Regions from separate parts of the Homo sapiens genome. Here all the other regions are linked to region 3. A link is a loop called in an ENCODE intact Hi-C map of the cell type or tissue named here. Cell type or tissue: heart right ventricle. All regions are shown on one strand.

The links. Peaks named below come from ENCODE experiments on the same cell type or tissue, not always from the same donor. Only the 100,000 strongest peaks of a DNase experiment are listed, where the experiment ranks them.
Region 1: it touches region 3 in a loop (14-fold over the local background); 38 of 110 quality-filtered maps call a loop at or near these places.
Region 2: a loop joins it to region 3, with 11 times the contacts of the local background. A loop is called at or near these places in 102 of 110 quality-filtered maps.

What each region holds. Positions count from the first base shown.
Region 1 is chr7:28,624,436-28,632,435 of GRCh38, forward strand. The region is part of intron 5 of CREB5 (cAMP responsive element binding protein 5); the gene reads left to right. Among named protein-coding and RNA genes, the nearest start is that of CREB5, 220 kb to the left of the region's middle. In heart right ventricle, a CTCF peak has its summit at 2,410 (motif pointing left); a DNase peak (open chromatin) is centred at 4,945; H3K27ac peaks cover 3,558 bases.
Region 2 is chr7:28,386,539-28,394,538 of GRCh38, forward strand. It overlaps a transcript of CREB5 not described here. Among named protein-coding and RNA genes, the nearest start is that of CREB5, 22 kb to the right of the region's middle. In heart right ventricle, CTCF peaks have their summits at 3,063 (motif pointing right) and 3,275; no DNase peak of the experiment used is centred here; H3K4me3 peaks cover 1,174 bases; H3K27ac peaks cover 597 bases.
Region 3 is chr7:28,850,139-28,858,138 of GRCh38, forward strand. No RefSeq gene overlaps it. Among named protein-coding and RNA genes, the nearest start is that of TRIL, 100 kb to the right of the region's middle. RefSeq lists a silencer at 3,976-4,175. In heart right ventricle, a CTCF peak has its summit at 4,227 (motif pointing left); a DNase peak (open chromatin) is centred at 4,233; H3K4me3 peaks cover 1,315 bases; H3K27me3 peaks cover 609 bases.

The DNA.
Region 1 (8,000 bases), 230 kb before region 3:
AGTAATAATGCGTGTGGAAATCCCAAGTTTGTTTGCAATTTAAAAAAGTTGAATTTCATACCATAGGTAGCCAACATTTTTAAAGATTAACAGGCTGTGTACAAAAAGAGGGTCTATCTGGCTCCTTCTTTAAGCCTCCACTTCTGCCTCACCCCAGTAAATCCTCTTGTTACTTTGGTGTCTAAGTTGAACATTTTTCTCAAATTGTACTTCGTTTTTCCTTGTTCCGCCAACAGACGTGAAAAAAAAAAAAAAAAACAATCTTGAAGAACTGATTTCTTATGCCTGCCTCCTACCCTGAGTTTACTCGCTGAACTTCTGTTAATTGTAACTCTTCCCTATAAAAGGAAAGGCTGGCCCAGATGGTCTGACAGCTCCTAGTGCTCACTTTGTGATATGGGTCAGTGAGTGCTTGGAGCATCAGCTTCAGAGCCAGGCAATCCTAGGTTCATGCCCAGTTTCCTACACTGACGTGCCTGGATGACTCTGGGCCAGTTATATAATATCTCTGAGCCTCAGTTTCCCATCAGCAAAATTGGTACAGTAGTATCCACCATGTTGGATTTTTTTTTTTTTTTTTTGGTGAGGATTTAAAAATACAGAGTAAGATAAAAGATTTCATAAGCAGCATTTCATGTAATTCCCATGGCTACATTATAAGGCAGAAACTATTATTAACCCCGTTCTACAGATGAGGAAATGAGGCTTAGGGAAGTTAAGCAACTGAATTCAAGTTACAGGGCTAGTACCTGTGGAGTTGGATTCAAGCCAGGCCCAGGCCCTGCTTTTGACCTCTGTGCCACTCCATCAGACAGCTTTATCCTCTACCCACACATGCTGATAGGACGAACAAAGGATGTTTCATTCTACCCTTTAAGATGGCTCTTTCCTCCATCATTCTGATTTCTTGCCAGACTTTGGTACCTCCAACTACGGGAAGTGCAAAGGACAAGAGAGTTGTTCTCTCCTATCTGCATTCTCAGTGCACAGGAGACATGGAAGGAACTCCAAAAAAAAGGCATTCTACCCCATGTTCTCAGAGTTGACTTATATAGTCAAAAAGAAGAGGGTCCTTGTTAGTGGCTGGAGTTAAAATCCCAAAGCACAGTCCGCCAAAACCTCATCCAGATGCAAGTGTGTGGTCACTGGTCATGCATTTCTGTTTGCTGAATTCCATACAGCCAAGGCAACTGCGTTGCCTTGCTGAAGATCCACAGGGGAAAAAAGTTATGTGTGCTAGGATGAAAAAACATGCAAGCAGAGTTCTCCCTCATTGTCAGGAATGTTTGATACAGCAATGTTTATTCCATGGCCTCCATCCATGGAAAATGTGCTATCAGACTTTAAGAGGAGTAAATCAACACAGGTCTTCCTTATTGGCCACTCATTTTGTTAAAATGACATAATATCATAGAGGATCATCTATTTCAATAAGAACAATTTTCTGAAATTATAATAGTACATGCATTTTAGTGAAATAACTACTGTAAGAGTCTTTTAAAAAGGTATCTAAGTTGTCATTAGGTACCATATGCTTTTCTTCAACTAATTTCTTACACCCTCTGGGAAAAGTTTACGATAATGATATCCTAACAGATTGTTGCCTTTCTTCATTGGAGTACATTCATTTATGAGGTCATTCTATTTGGGTGTGTCATTTTATATTTAACGTATGTATTATTCACATTAAGGTAGTATAATTCATTGTTTTCTGTATCAAGTAGAGATCACTACATAAGTCATTTATTTCTACCTTAAAAGATTGCTTCTTGTCAAATGCTCCACTGGCTTTACCATTCCTGTGATTTGAGTTGTATGATTGTTAATATAAAATATTTAGAATGATTGAAGTGTGGAAGAGTTCAAATTTGAATTGAAAATTTCCTGGTAGTCTCTTGGAAAATAGCACTAATACTCATTGACTGCTGGCTATATGCCCAGGCTTGTTCCAAGTTTTATGTGTGTTAACCCACCCATCCTCACAACAATCCCATGAGGTGTGTTATTATGACTATCCCCATTTTACAAACAGAAAAACCAAGACCTGAGAGGTTAAGTAACCTGCCCGTAGCTAAGGAGCTACTAAGTGCTGTTTCTGGGATTCAAACCCAGGAAGTCTGGCACCAGGATCTGCTCTCTTAACCCCTCCCCTCTGTTGCCACTTCAAACCCTGGGGTGATGGAACAGAATCGATTTTATTGCTTCTAAAGAGCATTTACTTACTCTTTTAAACGAGTGCAAATAGATCGTCCTCTTTAGCCAGGGAGAGAAGGAAGAGCTATTCAAGAAGGGATCTAAACAAGAAGCAAGAACTTGTTCTTTCTCATGCTCCATGGAAAGGCATGGTGAACAAGGCAAACTATGTCTTACTCCCCCTGGTGTTCAGAAAGGGAGCCTACCGGGGGCCCTTCATCAGATTTGGGGAAAGGGGCCCCAGGACGGCTTCAATTTCTTTTCTGTTCCTAGGCTGGAGAAATAAAAAGCAGCCAGGATGTGATACAGGGGTTTTTTTTCTCATCTGTTTTTGCTCTCAATGCTTGCAATGAGTTAGAAACAAGTCGACATCCACTTGCAGCCCTTGACAGACAAAGTTATTAAAATTTCTAATTTCCTAAAATTTCTCCTGTCCTCCACCCCATCCATTCTGCTACGCCCCTGGCCTTCTGCCAGGGTGTCTGGTTTTCCATAATTAAGATGGTGGTTCATATAATCTTTTTTTTCCCTGTCTTCTACCGTGGCTGCTGGGCATCTGTTCCAAAATGTCTATCACAGTTGCCTTGGTATTGTCAGCTTGGAGTTTCTGATAGCCCAGCATTTGATAGAGAAAAATTTAAGATCACCTCGAATTTTCAAGGCAACTTGGGACCTTGATTCCTTTCATTAGATACAATAATACTTGAACCGTTCGTTTGAAAGAGTGGCTCAGCCCTGGCTACCTGTTGCTCTCACTTGGGAGCTTTAAAACAAATACCAGTACTTGGGCCCATCCCCAGAAGGTTTGAATCATTTCTTCTGGGGTGGAGCCCAGGCATCAGTATTTTTTTTACATGAGGTCACGGTTGCAAAACACTGGGCTGAATTAATCTTCTGGCTTAAATTTGAATACCAAGACCCTGAAAGGCCTTGGCTCAGAAATAAGTAAAATTCATTTAAATGACCAGTTGTAGCTCCCATGACCTGCCTCTTGAAATGCAAAAAAGGGTTTTCGCCATGCAGTTATAGTCATTCACAGATTGGTGGGATAGCATGAAGTTCTTCACTTCACACTTTCTAAGGGCCCCCTCTACCCCGCACCCCTGGACCTCCTCTGGCCATATCCTCTTCTTTTCAGCTTATCTTCAGCCTTAGACAAACCTCAGGGCATTCATTAGAAATTATTTTCATGACAGTGGCTGTTGTACTGAGTGTTCAGTAAATAAAAATCTGTATGTGACTTAGTCCAATAAGCAGAGGCTATTGTTATGGTGTGAGGCTGCTTCTATTTCTTATCTGTGAAATAGAAGCAATGATGCCTGCCTTGCCAAATTGTTCACAGTTTATATAATTTATATGAAATATCCTGATCTACCCACTATCACGCAGCAGTAATGCCTCTCTTTTCCAGTTATTTGGAAACTTCCCAGTTCAGTGAAGGGATTTCTCTTATTCTCTTATTCTAACAGGCAGCCAGTTCCTCTTCTTACTACGGTATTGCCCAACAGGATCAGCTCAGCTTTTCAGGGATGTCAGAGAGGAATGGCTCTCATATCTCTCGTCAGTCTTTAGGGTCTCGAGACCCTAAAGACTGACAGCAATCCAGGACTTTTGTGGTCTACATTTGTAGCACAAATGATAAGACTGAGCAGGTTTCCTGAACTTACCTCTGTTTGTTTACTGAAACCTCTTACCACTGGGGCAGCTACAGCAACTGACCACGCCTGCTTATTGTCTGTCTCCTGTCTGGTCACCTCTTCTAGTTCTGATTTGCCCCAGAAGGCTTAGCATCTGTCAGTCTACTTTGCCCTCAAAACCTTCCAGAAGATGTTTCAGCACCCAAGGAAAATAAACAGGCTTCTCTGGAGCCCAGGGGACAAGACATAGGAAATCTGCATTTCAGTGGGTAAGAGAAGGAAGAGACCATGGTAGCCAGTGGCAGAAGAAAGTGTAAATTTCAAGAACATTCTACTGTGTGAGGGTGGGTGGCTGTCATGGAGATGAGGGGACATGCTGGCCAAGGGGTGGGCTCTTAGGGTCCAACAGCAGCATCCAAGGTGCTAGAGACAATATGCTGCATGTTATTGATTTTCATGTAACATTTATCTGGCTTTTCTAGGAAAATCCTTATAGACATTTCCTCTGCTGTGACCAAGTCCCTCTCATTGGCCAGACACTGTGCTAATAGTTGAGAAGAAGAAAGAACAGTCTTGGTTCATGAACTACAGTCTAGCTGGGGGGAGAAAAGATTATTAGATAGGCATTGAACATTGATAGATTTAACTACATTAAAAACAAACAAAAACCCTTAAGCCAAACTTCCAATGCCCCTTCTCCCCCACGTCCCCTCTTCCCGCTTAATTTAGGATAGTGATTAAGATCCCAGACTTCTAAACCAAGTTGTCTGTTTAAACGGTGAGTTTACCTCTTGCCACCTGTGTCATCTTGGACCAAATGGTGCCTCGGTTTACTTGCTTAAACATTGATAAAAACACTCACAGGTTGTTGTAGAAATTAAATAAAACAATACGTGCGAAATCCTCAGAGATGAGTTTAGCCCATAGCAAGCACTCAACAAAGGTTAGATTGCTAACATTAATCCACTGGCATATGTTTAAAAAGAGAAGCTGAGGATGGACACAGCAGCAGGTTCTGCAGGGAAGTCCAAGGGGCTAATTTATTACCCAGTCCTCCTTCCACCTCCTCCCTTTCCTTGGAGAGTTGTCCTGGAATCAGACGCCCAGCGTGCGGGTCAGCCAAGCTGTTCAGCTGCTGTTGGTCCCTGAATTCTTCTTTCTGGCCTCTCTAAACAGAGCAGAGAGGATCTGGGGCAGCCAACAGACAACTCTGTATTCACTGTTGAGCAGGCAGGCTGGCAAGCAGGGAGTTTCTTTGCTTTAAAAGATAGCAGGGACAGTCAGGGGTTGAACAGTTGTGTTGCTTTCAGGAAACACGTTGGCCTTCTAGGGTTAGGAAGGGCCCCTTTAAACACAGAGCCACAACATTCTCCTGGGATGACCTTTGCTTCATGGCAGTCATGAGTCTTGTTCTCAAAGCTCTGACCATCCATGATTCATATGTTCCCAATGGCTGTCTCAGCTTTTTATAAGGGATGGCATCTATTAAATTGTAAAAGTTAATTTTTGTTTGTCAGAGACATCATAAACATGTGAAGGCTCTTTCCTGTATTGAGTGTCCACCCTCAAAGAAGCTTCAGTATTGATTATGCTTCTGTAAGTAGAACTGTTGGCCAGTGATTGACAAAGGAGTATAGATTTGAAAGGATAGGCTTCTATGGCACATTCAGAAAACATGGACTCTCAATGTTGGAAGGAACCTTGGAGACCTCCCAATCCAACCTTCCAATCCAATGTACAACTTCCAAACAGCCCTGAGAGGTGGCTACCCACCTTCTGCCCCAGCCATTCTGTGAAACTGTGGACTCACTGCTCATGTGATGGCTACTTGGACAGCCTGAACTGTTCCTGAATCGTTAGAGGGTACTACTTCTATGGAGCCAGTTACATTTTTCTGGTATTTCTACCCATAGGACTTAGTTCTGCTAATTTGACTAAGCCCATCAATCTCTTCTCCCAAATGATACCTGTCTTGTTTCTCTTGAATTTCCTCTTTTCAGACCCAAATCTCAGTTAGGCAAAGTTTTTGTCATTTGTCATGATTCTGTAGTACCACCCAATTTGTGAAAGTAACAAACTGCTCACTTCCAATGCCAGCTGATTAATTACCTACTCCTAATAGCAACTTCAGGAACAATGGGAAATGTACATCTCAGTCTAGTCTGTTTGAAAATCTTATCCTCAAATCTGTGCTTTTTGGAAACCCATGAATACTTGAGACCGAGTGCTGAAAAAAACATATGTTTTTCATTTTCACCTGACATATTGCATCTTAAGGCATCCTGCTGGGTGTGCAGCAGCTGAAAAAGTTCGAAAAAATGTGGCTGCTCAAAACTATAGCAACAGAGGGACACATGATGAAGCAAAACAAGCAATGCGTAAAGCATTTTGGTTTATAGCTGGGGAATTATAATCATTCTGATTAAGTAGATTTCCATATAAAAAGACAATAGTGTGGCTAAGAGTCTCAGAAAAATTCCAAGTATATTTTCAACCATTTTCTACTTTGATCACCACCCTACTTGCTAAGAGAGTGACTTTTTGCATGCAGAAGACATATGTTTATAGAGTCTTTCAATATTTAGTCAACATTAATTTATTGACTACCTCCCTTGTATTCCAGGCAGAGTATGTATGGTACAGAACGCTATGAGGTACGTATGACTCTTGCCCCCGTGTTAGATATGAGGAAACCAGGCAGAAACATTAATAACCTATCCAGAATTACACAGCAAGTAAGTGGTTAGGCTGGAGTCAGAATCCAGAGCTCTGACCCCAGAGCACATGGCTCAACCACTACAGGGTACCACCAGTGGGACTCAGAGACGTACGGAAACTTTTCAATACCGACCCGCTCTGAGTGTATCTTGGTCAGGGCCATTGATTCTTCTTCTCTGTGACAAAGATTTCAGGGATGTTGATTCCTAATCACTGACTGCTTTAATCTGCCTCCCACTGGGATACTGGAATAACTGGGATACTCTGTAGCACCCTTCACAGCTGTTTGTGAGTTGCCTTCTGTGTGGAGTGTAATCAAAACAGCCTTAAAAACCAAGCATCAGAAACCCTGCGTTAAAGCCTCAGCTCTGCCAAATACCAGCTGTGTGGCCTTGAGAAAGGCACTCAATCCTTTGAGATTCAGTTTCTTCATTTGTAAAAATGACCACCTCCCAGGGTTATGGCATGAATTATTTTGTTTAACCAATATTGAGCATCTTGTATGTGTCAAACACTTGGCAAAGATTTGAGTACACACTGCAGATGAAAGAGATGCCAGTGCTGCCTTTTTCGGAGGGGGCGGCAGAGGGGATGAAGTCTCCCTCTGTTCCTCTATCACCCAGGCTGGAGTGCAGTGGCAGCGTGATCTCGGCTCACTGCAACCTCCGCCTCCCAGGTTCAAGCGATTCTCCTGCCTCAGCCTCTCATAATTCTGCCTTGTTGTGGAGCTTGCAGTCAAGTAAGGAAGCTAGACAAAAAGAAATAAGCAAATATATGAATAATCACAAGTTGGGATAAGGGTTGCAAAAGAAATGAAAGATCTTGGCCTTGGGAAATTGAGTGGAGGGAAGCACCATAAGGCGGCGCCAGGGATGGTGTCTCGGAAGAGAATGTGTTTGAAAGATGAGGAGGCACCTGCCAACAGAAGAGTAGAGAGAATGACAGGCTTAGGCATGGCGTCTTCAAAGCCTCTGTGCTGGAGAAAAGGAGTCAATGAAAATTCACCATTTTATGCATATAAGGGCACTTTGTAACTAAAGTAGGCTAAACCCATGTCAGAAATTTCTCTTGCAAATAGAAAATAGCACTGGCCACTTCCAAAGCACAGCTTGGACCGTGTTCTTCCCATAAGAGTCAAGACTAACATTCCAACCCAGTGAAGTTTGTTCCATTTCCACAAGATAACAGCCTTTATCCCCCTACACCAAAATTGTAGGTGCCTGGACTGAATAAACATAAGCACCAGTGTTTCCCCTGATTTCTAGCAGCTACCAAGGAACAGAACTTCCTCCCTCTCTCACTTTTCCATTTCCTCTACCTCCTGTCCTTGCAGATTGGGCAGCAATTTCGAAAAATTTCCTGAAGTTGACTGATGACAGGACATGGATGTCTGAAGTCTGAACTGCCTGGCCAGGACTAGGAAGAGATGTCAGGAAAGGAGAAGTGAGGGTC
Region 2 (8,000 bases), 460 kb before region 3:
GCTTTCTGAACTTGAAAAGTATTATCTTTCATCTATTCTCAAAAATTCTATGCCATTTTTACTGGCATTTCTCTAAAACCATCTTCTTAAACTCCAAGTGGACATTTATCAATTTGTGATTCTATTCTCCATTTCTCTTAAGTATTCTTTGCAGTTACCATTACTTTGTTTCCCTTGCTTCTGTTTTGGTTAATTTCTTGAGTGTTATCTTCCAGTTTCCCAATTCTTTCTTTAGTTTTGACTAATGTATTGTTACCCTGTGCTTTTAAATTTAATTTTTAGTTTTTAAAATATCTCTCTGTTCCTGCATTAGTTTGCTGAGGACAATGGCCTCCAGCTCCACCCATGTCCCTGCAAAGGAGATGATCTTGTTTCTTTTTATGGCTGCATAGTATTCCATGGTGTGTATATACCATATTTTCTTTATCCAGTCTATTATTGATGGAAATTTAGGTTGATTACATGTCTTTACTATTGTGAATAGTGCTGCAGTGAATATACACATGCATGTATCTTTATAATAGAATGATTTATATTCCTTTGGGTATATACACAGTAATGGGATTGCTGGGTCAAATGGTATTTCTACCTCTAGGTCTTTGAGGAATTGCCACACTGTCTTCCACAATGGTTGAACTAATATACACTCCTACCATCAGTGTAAAAGCATTCCTTTTTCTCCATAACCTTGCCAGCTTCTGTAGTTTTTTGACTTTTTATTAATAGCCATTCTAACTGGTGTGAGATGGTATCTCATTGGGGTTTTGATTTGCATTTCTCTAATGATCAGTGATGTTGAGCTTTTTTTCATGTGTTTGTTGGTTGAATGTATGTCTTTTGAGAAGTATTTGTTCATGTCCTTTGCCCACTTTTTAATGGGGTTGTTTGTTTTTTTTTCTTGTAAATTTGTCTAAGTTCCTTGTAAATGTTGGATATCAGACCTTTGTCAGATGGACAGATTGCAAAAATTTTCTTCCATTCTGTAGGTTGTCTGTTCGTTCTGATGATAGTTTCTTTTGCTGTGCAGAAGCTCTTTAGTTTGATGAGAACACATGGACACATGTGAAAGAGCAACACACGCTGGGGCCTGTCAGAGGGTGGAGGGGGAGGAGGGAGAGCATCAGGAAGAAGAGCTAGTGGATGCTGGGCTTAATACCTAGGTCATGGAATGATCTGTGCAGCAAACCACCATGACACACATGGTGTCATGTAATAAACCCATGTAATAAACCTGCACATCCTGCACATGGACCCCTGAACTTAAAATGTTTTCAAAAAAGAGAAAAAGAAAGAAAAAAATATGTGGTGTTTTGAGAGTACCTTATTACTTTCTCAGGTTTTTATTTCATATTCGTATTATTTCACTAACATTTTACACTTGGTTATTTTATTCTGCATCATCCATTTCAATATTTCAAATTCTTGAGGGTCTAATTCAGCTGTTGTTTTTGCTGACTCTCAATCATGGAGCCTATTTCCTCATGTACTTTGTACTTTTGGATTTTAAGTTCCTATTCAGCTGTATCTGGAGGAATCCTGCAAGACCTGAGTTGAGGGTGAGTTCCTAAGAGAGAATCTACATCTACTTCTGCCAGGCCCTGCAGGTCACTACCCATCTGAGTCCACATTAGATTAATTTGTTGGCCTAAGGTTTTCTGAATTGCACAGGTAGTATCAATTTAATGCCAGACCTTTGAGGGACAAGCCTGTGGTTATGAATTTTCAGAGAATATGTAATATTCTGACCCAGAGCCCAGGCTGAGAAGATTTCCTCGTTCTCTTTATGTGGTTTCTGTGGAAGTTGCACCCTTCATTATTTTGGTTTTATGTAAGGTCTCGGTTCAATTCCCCATCTTGCTTAGGCCTCAGTGTGGCCATTAAAATCCAAACCTCTTGGTTATCAAGATTGGCAGATGCCTACAGGGCAGCCATAGATTCAGCTAACACCTGCTTTCCAGCCCGTAATGAGCTCAACTATTTGTTTACCCTTCCTTTCTTATGAGCTCAACAATTAAATGGTTGTTTAGTATATTTCATCCAGCATTTCTAGGTACCTAGTTCCAAGTATTTCTCCAGACAGAAGCTTTTCATCATTTTTCTGATGAAGAAACTAAGGCGCAAAAAAATTAGTTGACTCTAACAAGACACAGCAATAGTAGAAAACCAAAACTGAGCCTCTGAACTCCTTGCTTACTTCTTTCTCAATCACGCATAATGCCTCAACTCTTAGAGCTGGCATTTGTTGTATCAGTCCTAATAACTCTTGAGGTATCTCTGAAATCAGTAGTAAATTTCTCCCAAATTATGATAACTTGCTAAAATAAGATGAGATTAAATCATTGTCACAAGGTCATTTGATATATTACAGCTGTGAGATAAGAAGACTGCATCTCTGACTTTCAAGGCTGTGGTGACATGTGTAGAAAATTTAGTTGTAACTATTTCTTCAAGCACATCCTGGTTTCTAAGTTTGAAGCCGAACCACTAATCATGGAGAGGAACTATTTGTAGTAATTAAACAGCCATCTCTTTAGGATTCATACAGGCATAGTTTATCAACAGCGTCAGAGCTTTCTCACATGCAAAAGCCTCACGTTCATTATTTACTGAATATTGGGGAAATAATTTGAAAAATCTGCACATTAGTTATGTATGCATTCTGAAAACAGTGAACACTATTTGCATCTTAAAAAGATCTGAGTAATGCTGTATAATATTGCAACTAGCAAATCTGAGACTAGAGAAAACTAATTTTGAGATTTCAACATAAAGAAAATAAGATGGATTAGGAATTTCAATTGACCTCTCTCAAATGACCCAGTGTTAACAAACCAACAACAACTACGTGCACAAACACACACACACGCACACTAATCCAGGGCTACTGGCTGTGGTTTTATTTTGCTTTGTTCCAAATTCCCAAATCTCCATGTAAAATGGAGACCTCATGGACATTCCAAATTTTTCTTCAATTTAATCTTGTCCTCAGATGGTGTTCACCTTACTTAGCCTTTGTCTTCAAATTCAAGAAAACCAGTTGTGGGTTTAAAACTTCCTGTAGAGGGCGCTATTGATATTGCCAACTATACTAAACTTTTTTTTTTTTTTTTAAAGGGTTCATAAACTACAGTTTCTGCTTAGAAGTCGTTAGATTGATATTTGGGAGTTAAATTTAAACCAAAACTCTAAGCGGACTAGTAACTATTAAGCTGTCTAATACTTTTGAAACAAGCGTCCCTCTGCTGGCTTATTTAATGCAGAAGTCTGAGCGGCCCCTCCCCTCCCCCTTGTATTATTTAATGAACAATTCCTCTTCTGGTCTGTATTAACAATGGTGCTTGGAACTCGGCATCGATAACACACTGTATGCCCTGTTGTGCTACATGTTGAATGATTTGTGTGTCTTTGAGAAAGTCCAGCTTCTCCTCTTAATCTGGTATCCTGGAGGCTCTGTAATTTACTCCTACAGTTCCCGGTCATAACGTATTTCATGTCAAGTAGGAGGGTTTTTTTTTTTTTCAAACTCTTAATAGAGATATTTTCAAACAAAGACAGAGGGCAAAGAGGATCTTCTTAAGATATTAAATGAGAACATAACCATCGCTTATTTGTCTTTTGTATTATTATGAGGCAATTGATGATTGCCTGGGGCTCTGCTGATGAATCAGACTTTTAATAAGTTTCAGCAAGAACGGTGTTCACGGAGATAAGTTAATTAATTGCTCTGCTGTGTGAAAGCTCATGTAGATAGTGTTTTATTCTACTGTGCAGTCCGTTCATAAAAAGGCACACAATTCTTTACTGCACTAATGCTTATCGGCAAACCTTCACAGAAAACATTATTTCACTCTTTTTAAAAATAAACTGTTAATAACCTTATTAAACCAGAAATGAAATATGTTACTGATCACTTGCCAAACGTGGTACTGAAAAGAAATCTTTCCTTTTGGAGCCTCTGATGTCTTGCAGCTAATTGTTTACAAAACTCTTCTAGATACTGACAGAAACTTCTCCCTTTATTACTTTTAACCGTGGGGTTTTGGCAAAGTGCTTCTTCTTCCTCCGCACCACTTGGCTGATTTCAAACCAGAAGAGTTCTGTATTTCTTTTTTACCATCTCTGTATAGCAGCATTTTAAGGGACCATAGGATAAAGACTTGGAAAGTGTCACATTGTAGTACAGTGGGGTTTTCTCCTGATGGCTACAATTTACATGCCAGGAGCCCTGTAAGCCCTCTAGCATTTTCTTGATGCTCTGAAGGAAAAAAAATTTCAAACAGTTCTTAGAGTCTGGAATGCTTTCCCTGGCAATTGACAACAGAGTTCAAGTCAAGTTTATGATTCGAACTCAAACTTAGCGTTTCCTTATGCACTTTTAACTCTTTGAAAGATGGGTTGAATATAATATAATATAATATAATATATGTATAGCACTTTCCTCCTGGTATATTTATTTTACTTTTATTGAATTTTCAAGTCTTTGTTGATAATTGTGTTTTGTAGATATTTTAAAATAGAGAAAACAATCTATTCAGTCTTGTCATCCTAGCACATTGGCTATTCGTTTCTTAGTTTAAAATTATCCACTAGGTAAAACAAATATGTTTGTATCATCGCTCAGTTTTCTGTTCTATTTCAAATTAATATTACATCATAATTTTATCAAAATTTTTTTCACATACGTTGGCATGGTCTTCAGACCTGTGGTAATAATCACACCTCTCTTAACGGGTGGCGTGCTGATCAAATAAGTTCAAATATCAGTAGCCAACACACAGTGTGGCACATAAGCACTTCACAGATGTTTTGCCTTTTCCTCCATCTTTTCTCACTGGTCGTTTAATTGGATTTCATTTGTAGCTACTAATCGGCCGTTATGTGCCATAGAATGAATGTTTTGAAAAGTAATCATGTGAGTAAATAAAACTTGTATTCAAAATGTTTTCATGCTTTCCAATATAATTACAGCGTAAAGTAAATGAAATCAGAGCAACTGGCCATTGAAGAATTGCTCTGTGCCACCACAAACTTTGCTGTGATATAAGATCTACTCCAATTCTGATGGTCAATCACTTGGCATCCCTCAGTGTGCTTTTTGGTGACAGCCACCTATATAATTTGCTTTCAACCCAATCTAAGTATTCCCATGTCCTCTGGGAAGGACTGGATGTGGTTCTTCTCACCAAATATCAGAACAACAAATCAATCTTCCATCTCTGTCTCCTTTTTCCTTTTCTATTTATCCACCCCCAGTGTTCCTTGCTCTTTACCTTCTATGTAATAAGCAGCTATTTTATTTGCTGTTTTGGGGTCTGCTTCCCACTAGCCTTTGCATTCCTAGCCGGGGTCCCTCCAGAGGACATCTCTCCTTTCCTAATGTGGCTGTTCTAGGAATGCCAAAGGGAATTTTTTCACAAAATCCTGTCCTTTGCAGGGACATGGATGGAGCTGGAGGCCATTTTTCTTAGCAATGTAATGGAGGAACAGAAAACCAAATACCGCATGTTCTCACTTGTAAGTGGAAGCTAAATGGTGAGAACACATGGACACAAAGAGGGGAACAACACACGCTGGGGCCTACCTGAGGGTGGACGGAGGGAGGAAGGAGAGGATCAGGAAAAATAACTGTTGGGTACTAGGCTTAGTATTTGGGTGATGAAATAGCTGTACAACAAAACTCTGTGACATGAGTTTGTCTATATGACAAACCTGCACAGGTACCCCTGAACCTAAAATAAAAGTTTAAAAAAATAAAGAAAAATTTCTTTAAAAAAGAGCATGCTTCTCACCATTCTTGATCTAAGGGACTGCTCTAAGCCTCAGCAGATCCTGGTCTCTGGCTGTGGTTGCCTCTTTGATTCTCTTCAAGTGGCTGGGTAATTCTATTAGCTTGGTGTAAAAATAATTGCGGTTTTTGGTATTATTTTCAATGGCAAAAACCGCAATTACTTTTGCACCAACCAAATACATGTTATGCCTTGCTTCTGACAGCCCAGGTTTATGTGGGATTACATGTTATGGGTTTTGCAATATTTGCCTTGTAGGTTTCACTTTGGGGTCTTTCTAATTCACTCTTGACCTTGACTGATGATAGATCAATATTTCCACTGCCTATCTGCCTTTCATAGACTCTTAGAATTTCAGTTTAGAGTGATCTGATAGTTCATCTAGTCAAATCCTCATTTTTATACATATAGAAAAGGAGATCAGGAGGACAGAAGAGATTTTCGAGGTACAGGTTACACCTTAGTCCCGTAACTAGACCTCATCTGTCTCATGACATGATTTCAGCTGTGGTGAGGGCAGGTTTACTGCCACCTCAGACCCTCTTTGTTTACTCAATTGTCCTTTTTAATTAAAGCCATCTCTCTCAACCCACAAAGCAGCAATTTTTTTTTTTTTTGAGACAGAGTTTCGCTCTTGTTGCCTACACTGGAGGGCCATGGTGTGATCTTGGCTCACCGCAACCTCTGCCTCTTAGGTTCAAGCGATTCTCCTGTCTCAGCCTCCCAAACAGCTGGGATTACAGGCATGTGCCACCACGCCTGGCTAATTTTATGTTATTTTTAGTAGAGACGGAGTTTCTCCATGTTGATCAGGCTGGTCTTGAACTCCTCACCTCAGGTGATCCACCCACCTTGACCTCCCAAAGTGCTGGGATTTATAGGCGTGAGCCACCATATCCAGCCATAGCAATGTTTTTAAGTCAAGAAATTTCAAATATTTTTACTGAGTCTGACTCGTCTCTCAAAATCATTGCTTCCTCAGACTGCATTTCACAAAGCAGCGAGCTAAAGGTTTAGATTTTCAAACAACTCTCCCCTGTTTCTTCTCTCTGCTCTATTTCTGCCCATCTCTCTACTCATTTAAACTTTTCTTGGTTACTTTGATATTTTGATGATTGATTGTGGATTCTGGTATCATTGCTTTTTCTTCTAGATCCTAATTACCTGTCCTATGTTCTCACCTAGTCTTATTGTGGTGAAAATTCAGGTCAACTTTTGGCTTCTAGTCTGACATAAAAAGAGCTTGGCAGTCAACACTGCCATCTTCTTAACTGAAGCTCAACAGCTGTCTAACAAAAAACAGGTTGTTCTAAATAATAATAGCAACTATATATTGGGGGACTATAGCTTAGGAATAAGTGAAAGGAATGAGAGCAACATTGTAAGAGATGAGGGGAGGAATTGGGAATTCTCTGTTACAAGATACCTGCATTACCTGTGAAATGGTGTAGTGTTAAAGTGGACTTGGGACTGGGCGCGGTGGCTCACGCCTGTAATCCCAGCACTTTGGGAGGCCAAGGTAGGTGGATCACCTGAGGTCAGGAGTTTGAGCCCAGTCTGGCCAACATGGTGAAACCTCATCTCTACCAAAAATACTAAAATTAGCCAGGTGCAGTTGTGCACACCTGTAGTCCCAGTTACTGGGGAGGCTGAGGCAGGAGAATCACTTGAACCTGGTCAAGGCTGCAGTGAGCTGACATCATGCCACTGCACTCTAGCCTGGGGGATGGAGCAAGACTCTGTCTCAAAAAAAAAAAAAAAAAAAAAAAAAAAAAAAAAAAAGTGGACTTGGATTGGTTGTAAATGTATATTGCAAACTCTAGGGTGACCACCACATTTTTTTAAAAAAAGAAATATAATTGATATTTTAAGAGAAGAGAGAAAATGGAATCATATAAAATATTCCATTAAATACAGAGAAGGCATAAAAAGAGTAGAAAGCAAACAAAGAAAAAGAAACAAGGGTAATGAATAGAAAACAGTTACAAATAGGGTAGATATTAATCCAACTACATCAATAATCACTTTAAATGTGAATGGCTTAAGTAAGCCAAGTAAAGGACAGGGACTAATGGAGTAGATTAAAAAAAATAAGACCCAGCTATATGCTGTCTACAAGAACCCACTTTATATATGAAAACACATGTAGATTAAAAGTAAAGGTAGGGAGAAAGGTACACCATGCTAATACTACTAAAAATAAATCTGGAGTCG
Region 3 (8,000 bases):
CAGGATGTTTTAAAACTCTCAACCTAAACAGTTTTTTGGAAATGCTAGAGAAACATTTTATTAATTAAAACCACACAAATTCAGAATTTGTAAAAAGTCTCTTGGGACTGAGTGGAGATTACGTTTTGAATGTTAGTAAATAAGAAACATTTATTAAACAACAAGTACACTGGATTCCATAGTGACTTGTTTAATTTTTCTAAGACATCTGACTGTGCCTTCTAGGGAACAAGCTGGATCCTTCTTATTCCTTGTGTAAATCCACTCTGGGCAGAGCCAGGTACCTCATGGGTGCATAATAAAAGAAGTTTTAAAATTATTATTATTGAATGACATAATATACACGGCTTATATGCAAATGAGGCTACTTACAAATGGAAGTTATCAATAGTCAGTCAAACCCACTTGGAAGTAACACTGTGAAAAGGGCTCTTCTCATACCTAAAAGTAATTCAACTTCACTCTATAATATTCAGGCTTTCAATTATTCCTTCCCCTTTTAGTCTACAAGATTAACATGTTGTATAATTTTAGATTTAATTAATAAAATTATTTAAACTGGTAGTAGAATGTTAGATGAGTAGTAATCAAATATATTTCATCTGACAAATCAGATGCTTTTACATATTTTGCTTTTTTGACTGCTTACTAGTTTATTTTAGTACATTAGCATTTTTCTTTTCACCACAATCAAATCAAATAATTCTAACATGAAATGTCATTTTTCTGCAATGTACTGTTATGGTATAACATTCTTTTCATACATAGCATTGTAAGTAGTATTGTTTGCCACTGTCATTGAATTCCATCCATTATATTGAGGTATTGCTTTTGCAAAGACAGAACATTGGGATGTAACACAAAATGAGATGTTCTTCACATTTTCATTGTCAGCCAACAGTGGTGATATTGAAAGAGAAAGAACAATTGTGTGTACACAAATTTCTCTCTGAACTTTTTCAGTTTTCAATCTATAAGTGGGTATCATACACAAAAGTCGGTCATACATTACATCCCTGACATTGTTCATACACTACATCTGAACAATGGCAGAACAAAATAGTCACCTACAACTGTCACTAATTTTGAAAAAGAAGGGGGGATTTACTTCTCTATAAAATATTCTTTAAATTCATTGTGAATAATAGAAAAGGAAAACATGTAATATTCCAAAGCAGAGGCTTTCTGCATCCCCAATTCCTCTCCCTTTCTTCTACTGCCCTGCCCACTTGTGTTGCCTTCACACACACACACACACACACACACGCACACACACTTCATGTGCATGAAGATATTCACAGCACTTAGCTCCCTCTAAAAATGGGCTGGAATTCTATAGTTGAAAAATCTAGATTCAGACCTCTGACTCCAGTACATGGGGCTTTTCCATGCAATAGGTGAAGTCAGACGTTTGTCATTTGAGACACAGAACCCTGACTTGTTACTTCATGACACAGCCGGTGGTTTAACTACTCCCATCTTGATTCCAGATTTAAACACATAGTTGAAAAGAAATGTAGCCCTTCCTGAATTGGAGAATCATAAATGGGAAAAGGGGAACCAAAGTTCCCTTTTAAACCTGCATCTTTGCTTTTGTTGTTAACTAATAAAGTCTGTAGTTGATAGCTAAGCACTGAATGAAAATTAATTGTTAAATTCTGAGAATTGAACCTTCTTGTATTTTAATTTTGTTCAAACGTATTTTTTTCTTTTTCTTTTTTTTGTAAAAAAAAGAAAAAGCACAAACTTTCTTCTGCCTGCAACATTTCAGTAGGGTAAAACATCCTTTCTTTGTATTTGAATTCACTTTTTTGATGCAAGAAGAAAGGGAAAGATCTTGATGCAGGAAAATGGCATTGGCTCACAGATGCTATCTGCCATGCTTTTGTGCAGCTTACTTTATAACATACATGGGGCAGGATTTCTAGACTCTACCTTTCCTCACCTAATAATTCACCCTTTCAGTCCCTGTGCACATATTTATCAAGGTTGGGAACTTTTTTTCCGATTATTTAAAAGTCGTCATTGCAGTTACTTCCTCTGAAACAGACCACCTCTTTCATTAGGAATATTTATGGGAAATAATATATTTGTACAGTTGAAAGTATCACCTGTTTTGCTAAGTCAGTTCTTGTCTGAACTCAAATATGCTGTTAGAGGGTTTACTCAACAACACTCACTAATGGAAAGCACTAATCAAAACTTTTCTACAGCAGTAAATTTTTATATTCTTTAACCACTGGATTCCAATTAAATGTATTCAATATAGCAAGCTTTGATTAAACAAATTTTTAAAAAGAGATTATGTATACAGCCCTGTGGAAAACAAGGCAGGTTAGGTATGCAGGCACTTGTATATTCTTAATAGAAGTCTTTACCTGAAGGTAAAACCCAATAAAGTGTACCCTATAATGTGCTAGAGACCCTATGTTGATTTACCTGTGTTACATCGTCAGCAGAAATCAACTTTACCAGGTACACACCATGCTTATATATTTAATGCATATAAAAATGCATATAAAAGATCCTTTTTTCTTTATATAAAGAATTACTGAATTTCATTAGGCCACATTTTTCTCTAAAAAAGTTCTTTGTTAACCATGGGATAACTGATTGCAAATAAAGGAAGTTACGGCACTGTGCCGATGTTTATAAAGGGAGGGAAAATCCTTAATGTGAGCCTACAATTTCGATGAAAAAGAAAAACCATCATAAATACAAGAGCTGGCCTTACTCTAACATACATTAGCAAGATCTTTCAAAGGATCTCCCTGCTTTCACTGACATATAAGTATTTTCCTAAATGACTCAAAAAAAAGACGTTAGGATACTTAATTGAAGTCTATAAGGAGAGGTCTGGGAATAGGAGGATGAAAATCATTTGGTTTTTGTTTTGAAAAAACAAAAAAAAAATCCATTTTTCCTCATCTGAGGATATTTAAACACAACATCTCTATACATTTTCCATAAAAATATCACAGACCTTTCATATGTCAGATTCCCCTCCCCCACTATAAGTTTCAGGATTAGTTGCAGCCTTAGAAAAATATTTAATTCTCTTTGCTCTGTGACTTGGCTTAATGAATCTAGGTTGAGTTTCTTTAGGAAATATAAGAAGCCTCTTGACAACTGAGAAGCCTCCCAGACACTCATTTCTGTCAGAGTTTTCCAAAACCACACGAATAAGCTGTGGCCAGGGAGGTGCCTACATCCGACAAGAAAAGAAGAACACGGGCTTCCTTCCCTGACCTCTGCTATGTTTGAGTGAGAAATGTGTTTATTGCTCAGTCTCACTGAGTGTTTAACTGTTCCAGTTGTGCAAATTATGAGCACTTTCAGTGAAAATTATGAGCGCAGAAGCCTTTCTTTATTATTTCCAACTGTCTGATCTGTTTTGTCCTTGTTCACCACCACCTTTGAGAATTGCAAAAAAAAAAAAAAAAACTATGCCAGTTATTTTTGTAATACTACCATTGCATTAAAACCTTTAACCATAAAGTCCTCTAGTGATTTTTCTTTCCCTCAAAATTTGTATTGCTTTTAAAAAGCATTGCATTAAGATTCTGAACGTTTAACGGAGAGAAGGGTGACATTAGTACACATCCTTTTTAAACTCCTGATTGAAACAAAACAAAAACTACGCAAAAGACCTGCTTCTTTGCCTTGGGCCCTGACTTTTTAGGGGGCAGGGTCTTCTGCGAGGGGCGGTTAAGTGGCAGGGAAGCGCAGATCCCGCTGCACGCCGCAGCAGCCCGGGTGTGGAGCGCGCAGAGGGGGCACCTCGGCTGAGTTTCGGGCACGCTGCGCACCCACGGGAGGATTTCAGGGAGGCGGTGGCCAAGTCGGGGAGCGCATGCCGGGGCCGTACTCCCTCCTGGGACAGCGAGCCTTCCGAAAGTCCGAGCCCCAAGAAAAGTTGACCCTGGGTCTGAGAGTAAGAGGGAGGAGCCGAGAGCATGGACTAGAGAGGCACGGAGCCTCCCGGGCCCTGAGGCTGCCGCCTCCCTCCGCAGCAGCCACCTCCTCCCGCCCTTTACAAAGACAAGCTCCTTGCTCCCAGGAGTCGGCCTGCCCATCCCTGAAATGTGCACGTGAAGGAGGTAGCCTTGGTAGCCAGGGAAGGTGCGGTGCCCGTGCCGGGGCCGCGGGGCGTGCGGGAGTCCTGGGCGTCGCCGCACCTGCCGGTCTCCTCTGGGAGTCCTGGGCCGAATCCTCAGTTCGGGCGCCCTCTGGCGCCGCCGTGGGGAAATCATCCGGCGCCAGGCGCCATGCCGCACAACACTGTGGAGCAGCCCTGCCGGCGGGGTGGGTGCCTCCTATCTAAGGCACTGGACCAGGGGCTCTGCCAGCAAACATGGTTCTTCCATCAGCGTGTCGGGGTTGCAGAACCTCAGGGCATGGTTTCCCTCGGCAAGGTGTTAGACGCCAATTATCTTCCCCCGACAGACTTCTGTGAGACTTCAAAGGGAAGAGAAAGGAGGATCCCAAGACTTCCAACTCCCTCTTCCTCCCTCCCTACACACGCGCGCACGCGTAAACACACCCACATGCACACAAACACACACACCCTATTCTTTACCTATCCACAGGATCTCTAACATTATTCTTAACCCCATGTGATGGCTTTTTTGATATGTCAACTTGACTAAGCTAAAGTTCCCATTGATTCACCAGACACTAATCTAGCTGTTACTGTGAAAGGGTTTGATGATGTCATTCAAGTCATTAATCAGTTCACTTTTAAGTAAGGGAGGTTATACTGGATAACTTGGGTGGGCCTGGCCTAATCAGTCGGAAGCCCTCAAAGCACAGCCAAGACTCCCCAGAGAGAGACAGAGACCGAGACAGAGAGGAGGTCACATCCATGAACAACAGCGCAGCCATGCCCAGAGCTCCATTCTGCTTTTTAGCTTCCCCTCCTGACTCCCTGTCCTGTGGACTTTGGATGTGCTTAGGCAGCTCCCACAACACCATAAGCCAATTTTTTTTTTTTTTTTTTTTTTTTTTTTTTTTTGAGATGGAGTCTTGCTCTGTCACCCAGGCTGGAGTGCAATGGCACGATCTTGGCTCACTGCAAGCTCCGCCTCCCAGGTTCACGCCATTCTCCTGCCTCAGCCTCCCGAGTAGCTGGGACTACAGGCGCCTGCCACCACGCCCGGCTATTTTTTTTGTATTTTTAGTAGAGACGGGGTTTCACCGTGTTAGCCAGGATGGTCTCGATCTCCTGACCTCATGATCCACCCCCCTCGGCCTCCCAAAGTGCTGGCATTACAGGCGTGAGCCACCGCGCCCGGCCAGCATAAGCCAATTCCTAGTAAGACATCTCTGAATGGATATATTGGTTCTGTGTCTGAGGTTGAACACTAGCTGGTACAACCCACACAATCCAAATCAGAAAAAGTATGAAGGAAATTCAGAGTGCCAGAAGATGCCACCTCATCCCTCCTATCTGTCAGTCAGTATTCTCTGAATGTCTAGCAGTGGCAGGCACAAGACACTGTACTCTGGAGATACCTCCAAGGACAGAGCACACTGGGTTTCTTCTTCGATTTGGGCTTCAGTGCCTGCTGCTAAGTTAGATGGGTGAATAAGAGAGGCAGTGGCTATAAAGGTTAGTGAAGCTCTCTCTCTCTCTCTCTCTCCCTCTGACACACACACACACCCCTCCATGTGACAACTTTGGAGTTTTTAAACCTAGACCAGAAACCAGCTTTAATTAATGGTTTGTTGTGGGTACTTGTGGCATGCTTGGAGCTACACAAAAATACAGTAGGAGGAGGACGCCTGTGAGGAGAAGCAGACAGCAGTCTTTGCCTTGCGGGCCCTCTATCTATCACCACTAAAGGTAAAATGCTGTTTATCCATTGCCAAACCTCCTGAGTCATCCACCCCCACAGTGCATTTTCTTTGCACTTACTGTTTCTATGCATGGCAAAGGGGTGACACACTGATAATGGATCAGAGCAGTAAAATGTTGGCAAAGACTCAACAGGCTGGGAAGAGGAAGCCTCCTCTCTAGATTGATCCAGGGCTACTGGTCCTAGACCAAATTGGAATGTCCAATAAAGACCGCATTCCTTCTCTAACATCTACCCCTTCCCTGAGCATCAAGGCCTGTTCCAGGATGGCAGTAACCCTGTGTAATTCAATCCAACAAATGTTTAATGAACACCTACCATGCTACAAGTCCACCCTCTACAATCTGGTGTCCTGAAATGGCTTTTGTAATTATCATTGGCCTGCAAATGGCTTGCTATATTAAGTGGATAACTTTCATGGATATTCTGTTGGCTTCTCCATGAATTTTTACCTCTTGGGCTATTTTCTCCTGGAGATTCACACCGTCCCTTGGGCTCAGTCACAACTCTGTCTGGATTTTATCTCCTGTTTGTCTTGTTTGTTTCTTTTCAGCCCTCTTTAGAAGGATTTCCTTCTCACCCCCACTCCTCCAGATTTTAAAGTAGGTGTGTTCAAGGCTCTGTATTGGCCACCTTCCTGACCCTATTCCTATCTATTCTCCCTCCTCGAGAGATGAACAGACCTCTGCTGACCTCCAAGTCCTTATCTCTAGCGTGGACCTCTCTCCTGAATCCATTATTCTCTCTGTGTGGACACTTGGGCATACCATAAGAACCACGAATGTAACACTTTGTTAAGGAACCTCATCGTCTTCTTTCTCTTGCCTCTAACCTCTTAATCATCTGGAAAACACGAGCTGAATTAACAATGCCAGAAACTGCATTCTCCCAAGAGCTCATGACAGAAATTTCAGAGGCATTCCAGATTTCCTCTTGCTTAGCTCTCACATCCAACTAGAACCCAAGATGTAAGGGTTCTCTGAAGAGTACCTCTAGTCCCTGCTCCTCCCTCTGATCCCCACATGGGTTTAGGCCTTCACAAATCTTTTCTTGGGGCAAATGGTCTTCTGTTGATCTCTCTGCCTCCATATCGCTATTCTCTCTCATTCATCTTCCTAAAATGCAAATCCCCCCGTGATATCTCCCTACTTTAAAAGAAATGTCAATGACAAAAATTCCTTAAGACTGAATAGTATTCCATTATATATGTACACCATATTTTCTGTCATTTGCAACAGCATGGATGAACCTGGAGGACATTATGCTAAGTGAAATAAGCCAGGTGCAAAAACACAAATACTGCAAAATCTCACTTATACGTACAATCTAAAAATGTTGAACTCACAAAAGTAGAAAGTAGAACGGTGGTTGTCAGAGACTGGGTGTGGGGGTGGAGAAGGAAGGGGAAGATGATAGTCAAAAGGTACAAAGTCCAGTTAGACAGGAGAAATAAGCTCTGGTGATCTATTGCACAGCATGGTGACTATAGCTCACAATAATGTATTGCACATTTCAAAATTGCTAAAAAATTGAAGTAGATTTTAAATGTTCTTGCCACAAAGAAAACATAAATATGTGGAGTGACATCCTGATTTAATCATTTCATGATATATACATGTATCATAGCATCACATTATACCCCATTGTACGAATATATACAATTCGTCTTTGTCAATTAAAACTAAAGACATTTTTTAAAGTGTCAGTGGTTTCTTGAAAGCTTTCTTTGACTCTCTCCACTGCTTCCCACACTCTTTCTGGGCTAGCTGGCAGGTGGATTTATCTTTGTTCCTTTCATATCCTAAGTTAATCCCTACCATTGCTCTTGGCACAATGTAGCATTTTCTTATTTAATAAGATATTTCAAACATACGTAAATATAACAAAATAACAAATACTCACATACCTACCACCCAAACTGAACAAAATTTTATGGTATTAATTTCAGTACATCTTTTTTTTTCTAAGATAGGGTCTTGCTCTGTTGCCCAGGCTGGAGTGCAGTGGTGTGATCATGGCTCACTTCAGCCTCAACCTCCCTGGCTCAAACAATCCTCTCACCTCAGCCTCTCAAGTAGCTGGGACTGCAGGTGCTTGCCACCATACTTGGCTAATTTTTATTTTTTCTTTTTTTGTAGAGAT